Linked DNA regions of Mus musculus: region 2 is linked to region 1. A link is a contact called in ENCODE Hi-C or POLR2A ChIA-PET data. All regions are on one chromosome and are shown on one strand. The core of a region is the stretch at or near the end of the contact, and the rest is flanking DNA. Distances in the headings are between cores, read along the strand shown.

Region 1 (5,031 bases), core at 972-3,471:
TTTCCCAATGACACTCTAGTTAAAAATGGCAGACGGGAAAATGGAAGTGGGGGTTCCTGCTCCCAAAGTGTTCACAACTCACAGTGGGTCTCTGGGCAAGACCTCCCCACTCTCTCTCCACATGAGCATGTGAGGAAAGGCTGTCTCTCACTTCTGTGACTCCAGACCTGGAGGGGTTGGCAGAACTCTCACTGGGGGTGGCGTGTGTGTGTGTGTGTGTGTGTGTGTGTGTGTTCCACCCATCAGCAGTTGCTAAGGGAGCCCAGAGTTTCATTCAAACTCACCACATATGATTCTTTATGGAACTGTGTTCAGATTTAGAATTAACAAATATTCTTTGAACTCCAGCATAGTCCAGGCACTGGGGGAAACATGAGGCATAAGGGCTGCTTCCAGCTACCCACTACTCAGAGACAGAAACTGAGTGTCCAGGAGGCCTGGAATCAGGCAAATGACAACACAGTTGAGAGCCCCCCCCACCCCCCAAGGCTGCTGTGCACCTGCAGGCTCCCTCCTAGGGCTGAGGTGCTCCCAAAATCCTTTCCACACAGCAAGGAACGGAGGTGTCCTTTGTGACACTTGGGATCTACAAAGCACAGGGAATCAGATCCAGCTGGCTACCTAGCTGAGCTGGGTACGATGTGAAATGTCCCAAACCCAGCTCTCCGGGACAGGCAACCCCGACTTCCACCCGGCTCCCAACCCTCCAGCTCAGGTACTGAGCATCAGCAGACAGGAGGTGGCCATGTGACCTCCACAGCCCACACGCACACGTCATAGCTGCACGGTGCCTGGGCCCACCAGGTCCTCCCACGGCCTTCCTCCTCTTGGCCTCCAAACCAGCTAACAGAACTGGTTTACAGAGCTAGAGCTGGGAATCCCGCCCCCCCCCCCCCCGGGATCCCCCTCTCTTCCAGCAGAAATGCTCAGAAGCCCAGCTTATGTCTGTAACCCCCTGGTTATGTGACTCCTGGACCGAGGCTCTCAAGGAGGTACTCCTTCCCACAGGTATCAGAGGGGTCGCTGCTCTTCTGTCTGAGCTTCCCACCTTGGACCAACCTGGGTGTCAGATACTTGGGAGGGGAGACTCCTGGGCAGCAAAGAAACCCTTACTCTCCCCCTCCTTAGGCTCTGGCTGGCTGCCACGGTGACCTCCCCTCCCCCAAGAAGGGCGGTGAGCTGGGAGATGGGGGGTGGGAGAATCCACCGGCTCCACTGATGCTCTCTAGAGGGGGCAGGGAAGCCAGGCAGGGCGTGTCGCCTAGGCCTTTCTCTGCCCAGTGCCAAGCTCACAGATATGAGACGCCTCTGTACCATCCCCCAAGTCACCTGCTATGGGAAGAATCTTCACTCTCACGATCCACACCCCTAAGCCCCAAAGAGGCTAACACATTAGTGAAGGACAGTGAGTCTAGAACCTTCTGCCCAGTCGGATGTAAGCCAGAGAAGCTAAGTGCCCAGTTACCCTACCACTTGCACCCACTCTTTTCGAAAAGGGACAGGTGTCGTGTTCCCCATTTCCCAGCAGCAATCTGCTCCAGAGCTGGACGCGTCCTTTCCCTAGATTCCAGGCAGGGTCCGCAGGGAGCCCCTCGGGCGCAACCTTGGGGTGGGGGCAACCAGCTCCCAGCCCCACCTCGTTCTCCCAAGAGAGGCTCCTGTCCCTTCGCCCACACCCTCGCCGGCACCCAGACACCTGCACAGTGCTCCGCAGCCTGTGCCGCAGTGCGAGCTAGTCAGCGAGCCCGCGAGCCCGGCGCCTAGAGCGGGTGAGCCAGCCGCCGCCCTCGGTCCTCCCGGACGCACCTGCACCGGGTACCCGTACCCAGATCTCACACTCACCCTCATCCCTTGACCCCCAGAACCACCTTCTTCCTTTCCCCCTTGGTCCTCCCCAGCCCGGCCCCACCCGAGCCAGCCCCATCTCCCCATCTGCATCCCTCTCCTCTACCGGGGCGTGGAAGGGCCTTGGCGAGCCAGGGCTGGGAGGGTCCCTAGTGGGGTGGCTGAATGGGCGGCGTGGGGAAAAGACTCGGCTCCGAGCCGAGAGAATAAGCCGAGTACTCACCGCTCTGCTCCCCTAGGAAAACCAACTTGAATTTTCGCAGCGGGTTCCCAAAATCTCCCCCTGCGGACATGGTGCTGGCAGCTGGGGCCGGGCGAGGAGGAGGAGGAGGAGGAGGAAGCGGTGAAGGAGCAGGGAGGGGAGAGGAGGAGGGCGAGGGGAGGCGGCGAGCGGTGCGGGAGCCGGAGGGGGAAGGGCTGGCTGCGCGCGCCCCTGACTCCCCAGCTGCGGCCGGGCCCCGGCCTGCGGCTGCGTGTCCGACGGCGGCGACGGCGGAAAGGGAGGAGGCGGGGTGCGCGGCGCAGCCCTGGGTGGCGTTGGCTGCACGGGCGACGGGCGCGCTGTGGACGCCCGAAGCTCGGCGCGGGCAGCGAGGCACGGGCGGAGCGGGGCGCAGGGACCGAGCTGGGCGGAGGAGCGCTCTCCGAGCAGCGCCACGCGCCCCCTCCCGCCCGCCTGCTCCGCCCGCGCCTGCGCTCTGCGCGCTCCCAAGCCTCTGATGTCATGCGGAGCCCGTGGGTTTGCGGGGCTTGGGGGGCGTGCGCCATCCAGCCCCCACCCGGGCAGCCGGCTCCGGAGAGCCACCTCCTCTTGAGCCTAAGAGAGGTGCCCTCTTTGGAGCGTCTTGCTCTGCCCTGCTGCTTCTGTCTCACCCACCCACCTAGGGGGAAAAAAAAAAGACAGGACTTGGTCAAGAGGACATTTGTTTCTGGTCTTTGACACCTAAATGCGGTTCCCTTCTTCCGTCTCAGACCCAGATAGATGGTCAGACAGGGCGGGAACATAGGAAAGGGTCAGTGTGTGGTGTGGTGGTGAGTAGGAAGATGTGCGGATACCTGGCTCAGACCTGGGGTATGGCTCCTCGGTGGCCCCTGCTGGCCTCTAGCTTACCTCCTATCTAGCTAGGCTCAGACTCTTCATGCGGAGGGGATCTGTGGTTGTCCCCAGAGGAGCTGGCCAGTGAGAGAGAAGACACCCTTACAGGATATGCCTACTAGGGTTTGAAACCTAACCTGCCTGGTAGAAGACAGCTCCACTAACCCAAAGACAATGCCCTGCCTCTTTTGATCCTGAGACCGTCAGCCCAACCACACTCCTGCGCCCTGCTAGTTAGGTTTATTCGGGTAATGAGCTACAAGAGTATAAGAGAGCGACCTCTAAGTTTGCAGGGCACACACAGTAGCGTGAGAGCAAGGAGTAGACGCCAGACTAAGGTTAAACGCAGTCCCCAAGCAGTACACTCTAAGGCATCGGGTTAATTGAGGCTTTACAAAGCCCCTCCCCTCTTCCTCTCCAGCCACTTGCTGGTCTTGACCTTCTCTGGCCATTCAGGGAATGTTTGTTTGGGACTGTTTGGAATGTGTAGTGTATGTTACACAAAGCAAGCCAGGAGTGAAATGCACACACACACACACACACACACACACACCCGTGCCTACGGATTTCCCAGGGGACACTTATGAATTTACCCCGAATGTACCCACTAGAGTCTCCCACCGCACATTGAGCCCTCACAGGAAACTCCATGGAAGCAGCTGAGGTTCCACTTCACCTAGAGTTTAGGAAACAGTTGCTGAATGCTCGAATTAACCTCTAAAACTACTCTCAAATCAGAGTAACTGTTCTATTCTTGTGGTCTTCTTCGGTTTGAAGTCCCTGGAGTCGGAGGTCATCCCTCTGAGCATATAAGCATGCCAGATTGGGCACCAGACTAAGATAACTCAGACTCCACCCTACTTTTGCCCCGAGTGTGTTGCTGTCTCGGGATCCAGCATGGGCTGAGGAAAGTTTTGGCAGGTGTGTCCGACCCACTGTCCACAGGCCATATGCCTTGCAGGATAGCTTTGAATTCAGCACAACACAATATTGTAATCTTATGTAGAACATTATGAGATACTGGATGGGTTTCTACATTTTTTGGGGCAAGTTTTTGTTTATTGTTGTTGATCCCATTGCCTGGTTTTACATTGTGAAGTTTGTAGATTGCAATGTTGTGTCTCCGTAGCTAGAAGTTGGACACTCCAGCAGTGAAAGAACTACTCCTAAGCCACACCCCTCCCTGCCTGTGGAGGTCAAGGCATTCAGGGGGTTGGGGGGTGTCACACCTTCCACCCAGCATTTCCTCATCTGTACTGGTTCAGTCGGCTGGGTTGGCTCCTGCAGTCTGGGCAGAGCTACACAGCATGGTCTTCATGCTGTATGTGAATCCTAACCTTAGAATGCTTCTGCTCTCTTCCAAGTCTCTCCCTTACCCTTGCCATTCCTTTGTCTCTTAGGGGAAGGGATCATCTTTATTCTGTCCTGGGATATCAGGCATTTCCCATGTGATAGATAAAAAGAGCCACTATAAGCCTCTTTTTGGTAGTCTCACTAGAAAGAGTTTCTTCTGCATGGCATCTTTCTGCCCTTCCTGATGAGTGTGTTCTCTGGATGAGGAACATGGAAAGACATCATATCGCAGTGAACACACACCTGTCTTCTAATTCTTCTTTTATCCCCTCCCCCTTTTCCTCCTTCCCCAAGGCAGAAAACCCAAACTCTCAACACTTTCATTTCTCTTGAGTCTTTTGAATTCATATTTCAAACCCTGTCTTCTGACTTGCTCTTCCCTTCTCGCTGTACTCCCAAGATTCCTGTTGATGCATAGAGCAGAGCCTTTGGTTCCCGTGTCTGCTTAGCATTCCATCGTCTGCCCCAATTTTGAAACCATTTTCAGTAAAAATGTGTCCAGTTTTTAAAGCCTGAAATAGTTTTAGACTACATAGAGGTTTCAAAAAATAGTACAGGAAGTTTCTGTGTCTCTTCATCCAACAGCCCCCACGATAACATCTTACATAACCACGGTACCTTAGCAGAGCCAGGAAATTAACCATGGAAAGAGCACCCAGCCTTCTTTCTGCTTTGCAAATGGTGCAGATAGGACTGTTCTCTACCTGTCTCCTGGTGCACCTGCGGAAAGGTTCCAA
Region 2 (5,323 bases), core at 254-2,753, 250 kb before region 1:
GTCTTCTTATTGTTGGCTACAGCCATAGAGCCTTCATTTATCCATCGATATGTTCAGAATGTAGGTCTTCAATAGCCACAACTAGGGAAGGACTTGTAAGGAAAGACAGGAGGGAACAGGTGTGGAAAGACATCCCTCCATTTACTAGCTGGGTCCTATCTTTCCCCCAAGGCTACAGACATAGGACTTAGCCATTTCCTCAGTGGTTGTCACAGCTTTCTCCTCTACCCTTTAGAGGAAGCAGAAGTTTAATGCATACCCAGACCACACGTCTCATAGAGAAACACACATTTGATTCTCCAAGGCCCCAAAGTCAAGTCAGGTGGAAACAAGGATATTTTTTATCCCCTTCTCTGTCCTAAGATCCAGCATAGGAGCCAAAGTTAAACTGTAGCAATCACTCAAACTCAAGTCAGAGCAGGAGCAATTCTAGGTGCAATTGTGTAACTAAAAACAAGGAAACTCCAACATCTGTATTGGGTCATTCATTCTTTAGCTGGTAGAGAGCCTCTCTAGCAAGAATGGAAACCCCTAGTATCGCTAACATAGGCACAAAAGTGCATGCCTGAATTCTCAGCACTTGGGATGGTGGAGGCTGGAAGGTCAGAAACACATTATCTTTTCTATGTATGGCGTTCAAAGCAGCCTGGGGTAGGTGAGACCCGGTCCCAAAACAAAGCAATCTCCCCCAAGCAAACAAAAAGCTTTCTGGGCTGCAGATGTTTCGGGGATCAAGTATTCACATAGTATGTGCCAATAGGGTGAAGACCCAGGAAAAGGAGGGGTTTTGTGTGTTTTCTTTTTGTGATTCTGTGGACAGACTCTGCGCTGACATGCGCCTGTCGCACGCTACCACCAAAATCACATTCCCAGCCATTCTCCATCTCACAAGAGCTAGCGTTAGAGGGTCAGATTTATTTAGCCTGACCCTGGTAGACACAGCTAGTCAAAATCAGTTCCCTTCCTTTCATGCACTGGCTTATTTAAGATCCTTCCGTAAATGGAACCACGAATACTAATCCAGCGCTCCTCATCAAAAGCATTCCATTCAGAAGAAAAGTAATAGGTGCCCGACCAGAGAGGGTGCGAGTACAGAAAAGCAGGGCAGGAGGACCAAGCTTGAACATAGCTGGCTTAACATGGTCTCTTTCCTTTTCCTGAAAGTTCAAACGCCTACCAGGCCACAGTCCTGGCGAGCAGACGCACGTGTACCCTGCGCATGCGCGCAACCAAGGCACACCCGCCCCCTCCGGCTGGTCTTCTTCAGCCAAGTCACCAACCCTCTAAATGCCCGCCCTCAAGGCAAATTCCCTGGCCAATCGGAGGCAGGAGTCACTAGGGACGTCACTCTCTTTGCCTACACCCGCTTTCTCCCCGCCCCCATACAGGGCACCGCCCCGTAGAAGGAACGGATTGTCACCTAAGCGCTCCGTCCGGGCATCTGATTGGCTCTCCCGGAAGACCCGCCCCCTTCTCATCCCGCCGCCCGCCCCCCTCGGCGCGCCCACAGCGGCGGGCGGAACCGAGCGCGCAGGCGCGGCGCTGCCTCTCTCTGCTGGTGGCCCGCCCTCCCTCCTCCCCTCCCTCCCCTCCCCGTCCCCTCTCCCCCTCCTCAGGCCCGCGCGTCTTCCTCCCGCACGCGCCGTCGTTAGCCGAGCGCTCGCCGGTGCGCGCCTTCCTTGTCCCTCAGGCAGCGGGGCGGGCGCGACCCTGCTCCACGCTCGCGGTTCCCAGCGAGGAACGTACCACCAGAGCACGGGGGGAGCCGGCCGCCCTGCCGCCCGCGCCTCGGCGACCCCGCGGGGCTGAGGCGACGCCGCACCCTGCAGCCTGAGCGCACAGCCGGCCTTGACCCAGAGCTCGGAGCCGCGAGCGCCGCGCCCTCCGCCGGCCCCACCCATCCGGACCGCGGCCATGGCCGAGACCGAGGAGCGGAGCCTGGACAACTTCTTCGCCAAGAGGGACAAGAAGAAGAAGAAGGAACGGAGCAGTCGCGCGGCCAACGCGGCGAGCGGCGCGGGCGGGAGCAGCGCGGCGGCGGGCTCCAGGCCGGGCGATGGCGGGAGCCTGGGCTCCGGTGCCAGGTCGGGCGACGGCGGGAGCTTGGGCTCCGGCTCCAGGTCGGGCGACGGCGGGAGCTCGGGCTCTGGTGCTAGGTCCGGAGACGGCGGGAGCTCGAGGTCCGGAGACGGCGGGAGCGCGGGCCCCGCCGGCAAGGCCATAACGAAGGTGAGGGTCGGGAGGCCGGCGGCCGGCCGCATGTGCCCGCCCCCGCCGGCCCGGGAGGCCACGTGACTCGGGCTTCGCACGTCGGCCCGGCGGGCGGGCGGGCTCGCGGTCCTCGGCCCCCGGGGCTCGTCTGGCCGCCCCCGTCCGCGGCCCTCTGCGCGCCGCGCCCTCTGGGCCACGGGGGTTGGGCCGGTCCCCGGGTGACGTGTGCCCGAGTCCTCGTGGTCCCGCTTGAGCCCCGCTGGGGCCGGATTTCATGTTCTTAAGGTGTTCCGAGGCTCCTCTGTGCCGCCCGGGCCAGCGTGGCTTACTCTCCCAACCACGGCCACGCAGGGCTGGGAATTGAGTTGTGGAATTTCTGTCGCCTTCTCTCCGCCGCTCAGCTCGCCCTGGGCTTGGGTTTAAGTAAAAGCGGCGGCAGAGAGGGCGTTTGGGAATTAGGCACGTCTCCGGATCTTGCAGGAACGGGCTAAACTTTACCGTCCGGCCACTAGCCCCAATTTTTGAGACAAGGTCTCACGGTGTAGCTCTGGTTGGCCTCCAGTTCACAAAGAGCCTCCGGCCTCTGTCTCTGGAGTACTGGGATTAAAGGTCTGTGTCACTGTCTGCAATTTTGTTTTTTTTTTGTTGTTGTTGTTGTTGTTGTTTTTTGTTTTTTTTAAAGATCACATTTATTTGCTTATTTGTGTGCGCGCACTCCTGTGTACGTGTGCGGAGAGGTTAGAGGCCGGGGTAAATTCTCTCTTCCCACCACGTGGGCCTGGAGAGTTAGACTCTCTGGTTCTCGGTGTTGACTGCCGCCGATTCTTAGACCGACTCAAGAATCCTGGCGACCACTGATGGAATTTTTCCGAGTCTGGAATCTGTTTACCAAGATCTCTAATTAATTAATTCGATGTTTCGCGGGTACCTTTACCAGTTTGGGGAATCCCGTTGGCCCTTGATGCCTTTTAGTCTGAAGTGGGCTTACCAAAAACTAATCAGGTGTTGTTTCTTCCATAGGATGAAAATGAGTGGAAAGAATTTGAGCAAAGAGAGGTTGATTACAGCGGATTAAGAGTTCAGGCAATGCAAATAAGGTAGGATGTGATTACACGTGGGATTAGGTAACCTTGTTAAGTAGTGCACGCGTTTACTTTTTTTTTTTTTTAAATGCCCTCTGTGTCATTAAATTAGTTGCCAACTCTAAAATCCTGTGGTTTCCCTATTTGCAGCTATGTGGATTTTTGGCTTGACTAAAATGGATTTTTGTCATTTAAAAATTTTTAACACTTCGTGTTTGAATTTAGGTGGTCTTCCCTACCCCTAGTAGGGCTCCTGTAGTTCACTCGCTGCCCTGAGAACTTACTGTGTGACTCAGGAGAAGAAGGGGCTTGTTTTTTTTTTTTTTTTCCAAAAAAAAATATTTGAAGCGAGTTGCCTGTGTAATACATGTCTGTACTGTCTTCTGGAATTGGAATTACAGCTGTTAGTGTGGGTTCTGTGAGCTGGACCCTGATCTGTGGAAGACCGCTGAGCGACATGTCACCTTGAACTCTTAATTCTAAAGTGTCCACCCAAATGTACCACCAAGCTGTGCAGGAACTTAGTTTTTTCTTTTACTTACTTAGTAAAATTGTTTTCTAGTTCTCTCTGGTAATTGCAGTGTAGGATACTTCCAACATACACGAATTTGCATTGACCATGAAGCCACCTTGAATACCCACTACCCCAGTCAAAAAATTGAACGTTAATAGAGGCTCTTCTGAACCTATCCCCAAAAGTAGCTTACCCTAGCCCTCGTTTGCACAGTTCTTAGCTGTGTATTCCGGACTGAACTTGAGCTGCTGGAATTGCAGGCCTGTGCTACCTGCCATTTCGGGCTCTGAGGTGACTGGTTTTCAAAGTTCAGGAAAACAGTCATTTTCACAGTTGGATTGGTTGATTTAAGAGAACCTACATTGTCACGTTCAATCTGTGGTAGTTCATTTTAGATCTGGTTTTAAAAGTAACATGTTTGGAAAGATTTTTTTTTTAAGTAGAAAGGGTAAGTATTTAAGGTAAGGTTTTTGAAGTTCAAAAGTGAGTAGGGCTCTATTGCCTTAAAATCCTTTACTCATCTTACACAAGCAAAATGATTGGAAATTGTCTTTGGTTTGAAGCTTGCAATTTGTAGAGAATTCCAGTGACCATATGGGACAGTTGTTGAGGAAATAACTTTCTTAACTCTAAATTAATCTTTTAAAATCTAGATTATATATGATCTGAGGTAACTTATTGAAAAGCCAGGTAGTATATTTTAATGTATGGTTAGTGTCTGTACCACCCAGGCATTCATATCCCTAGGTGTTCTCACTTGTGAATTTACCAAATTAAACATTGTTTTTTATAGTAGGGAACTTAGAAGTTATCTCCCTTTTTGGTGTGGCTTTAGTGTTTTGTTTTGCTTTGTTTTTCCTTTTTTAAAGATTTAATTACATATGTATGTCTGGGATGTATATGTACATGTATGTGCATGCAGGTGCCTGTCGAGGCCAGAAGAGAGCGCATCAGTTCCCTTGAAACTGGAGTTACAGGTAGTTGGGAGCTGTGTTCTAGGGACTGAATTTGTATCCTCTACAAGAGCAGTATATAAGCTTATGAGTAATTTTAGAAAATACTTGGTGGTGAAAGCCTTAACTGTCAGCTGTTGAGAAGCTGAGGTGGGGAGAATAAGAAAAATCAGGTGCGCTTGGGTTAGAGTGAGTTTAAGGTTACTCTGAGCAATTTAGTGAGACCCTATCTCAAAACTTAAAAGAAAAAGTAGAAAATGTTCTTGTTTTGTATCTCCAAGTCTGATCTATAAATCTGGAGAGGGAGTTTACAGGTTCCTTTCTTTTATCTGGATGTGGTCCCTGCTCTGAAGTTAAATTATGCCCTTGAGTGGTAATTTCTGGACATATTGACTTGAATTTTAGTGGGTAAAAGTAACACTTTCTGAAGGTAGAGGGGTGGCCTTCAAGTTTTTTCAGTATAAAATTTGATTTTGTTAAATTATGGAGAACATTTAAATTGAACTGGTTTTCTAACAGGATATAAAATTCTTTATTTTAACTTTTTTAGAGTCAGGAAGTTG

Evidence for each region. Hi-C counts contacts between places; a loop is a spot of excess contacts on that map. ChIA-PET counts read pairs that join two places held with the same protein, here RNA polymerase II (POLR2A).
Region 2: a loop to region 1 is called in a map of T-helper 2 cell, with 2.9 times the contacts of the local background. The contact joins the promoter of Cdv3 here to the promoter of Rab6b in region 1. A Hi-C loop is called at or near these places in 2 of 37 maps with a recorded cell type or tissue (T-helper 2 cell and regulatory T cell). POLR2A ChIA-PET finds 5 or more read pairs at or near these places in 1 of 5 experiments (embryonic stem cell).

Annotation. Positions count from the first base shown.
Region 1 is chr9:103,109,264-103,114,294 of GRCm38, reverse strand. Rab6b (RAB6B, member RAS oncogene family) reads right to left here and starts at 2,221. Exons shown (of 8, transcript NM_173781.4): 1 at 2,069-2,221. The coding sequence starts at 2,138. It overlaps Gm46128 (a long non-coding RNA gene), which reads left to right and starts at 1,028. Exons shown (of 2, transcript XR_001779270.2): 1 at 1,028-1,769.
Region 2 is chr9:103,361,960-103,367,282 of GRCm38, reverse strand. It overlaps Cdv3 (carnitine deficiency-associated gene expressed in ventricle 3), which reads left to right and starts at 1,503. Exons shown (of 5, transcript NM_175565.3): 1 at 1,503-2,229; 2 at 3,232-3,308. The coding sequence starts at 1,915.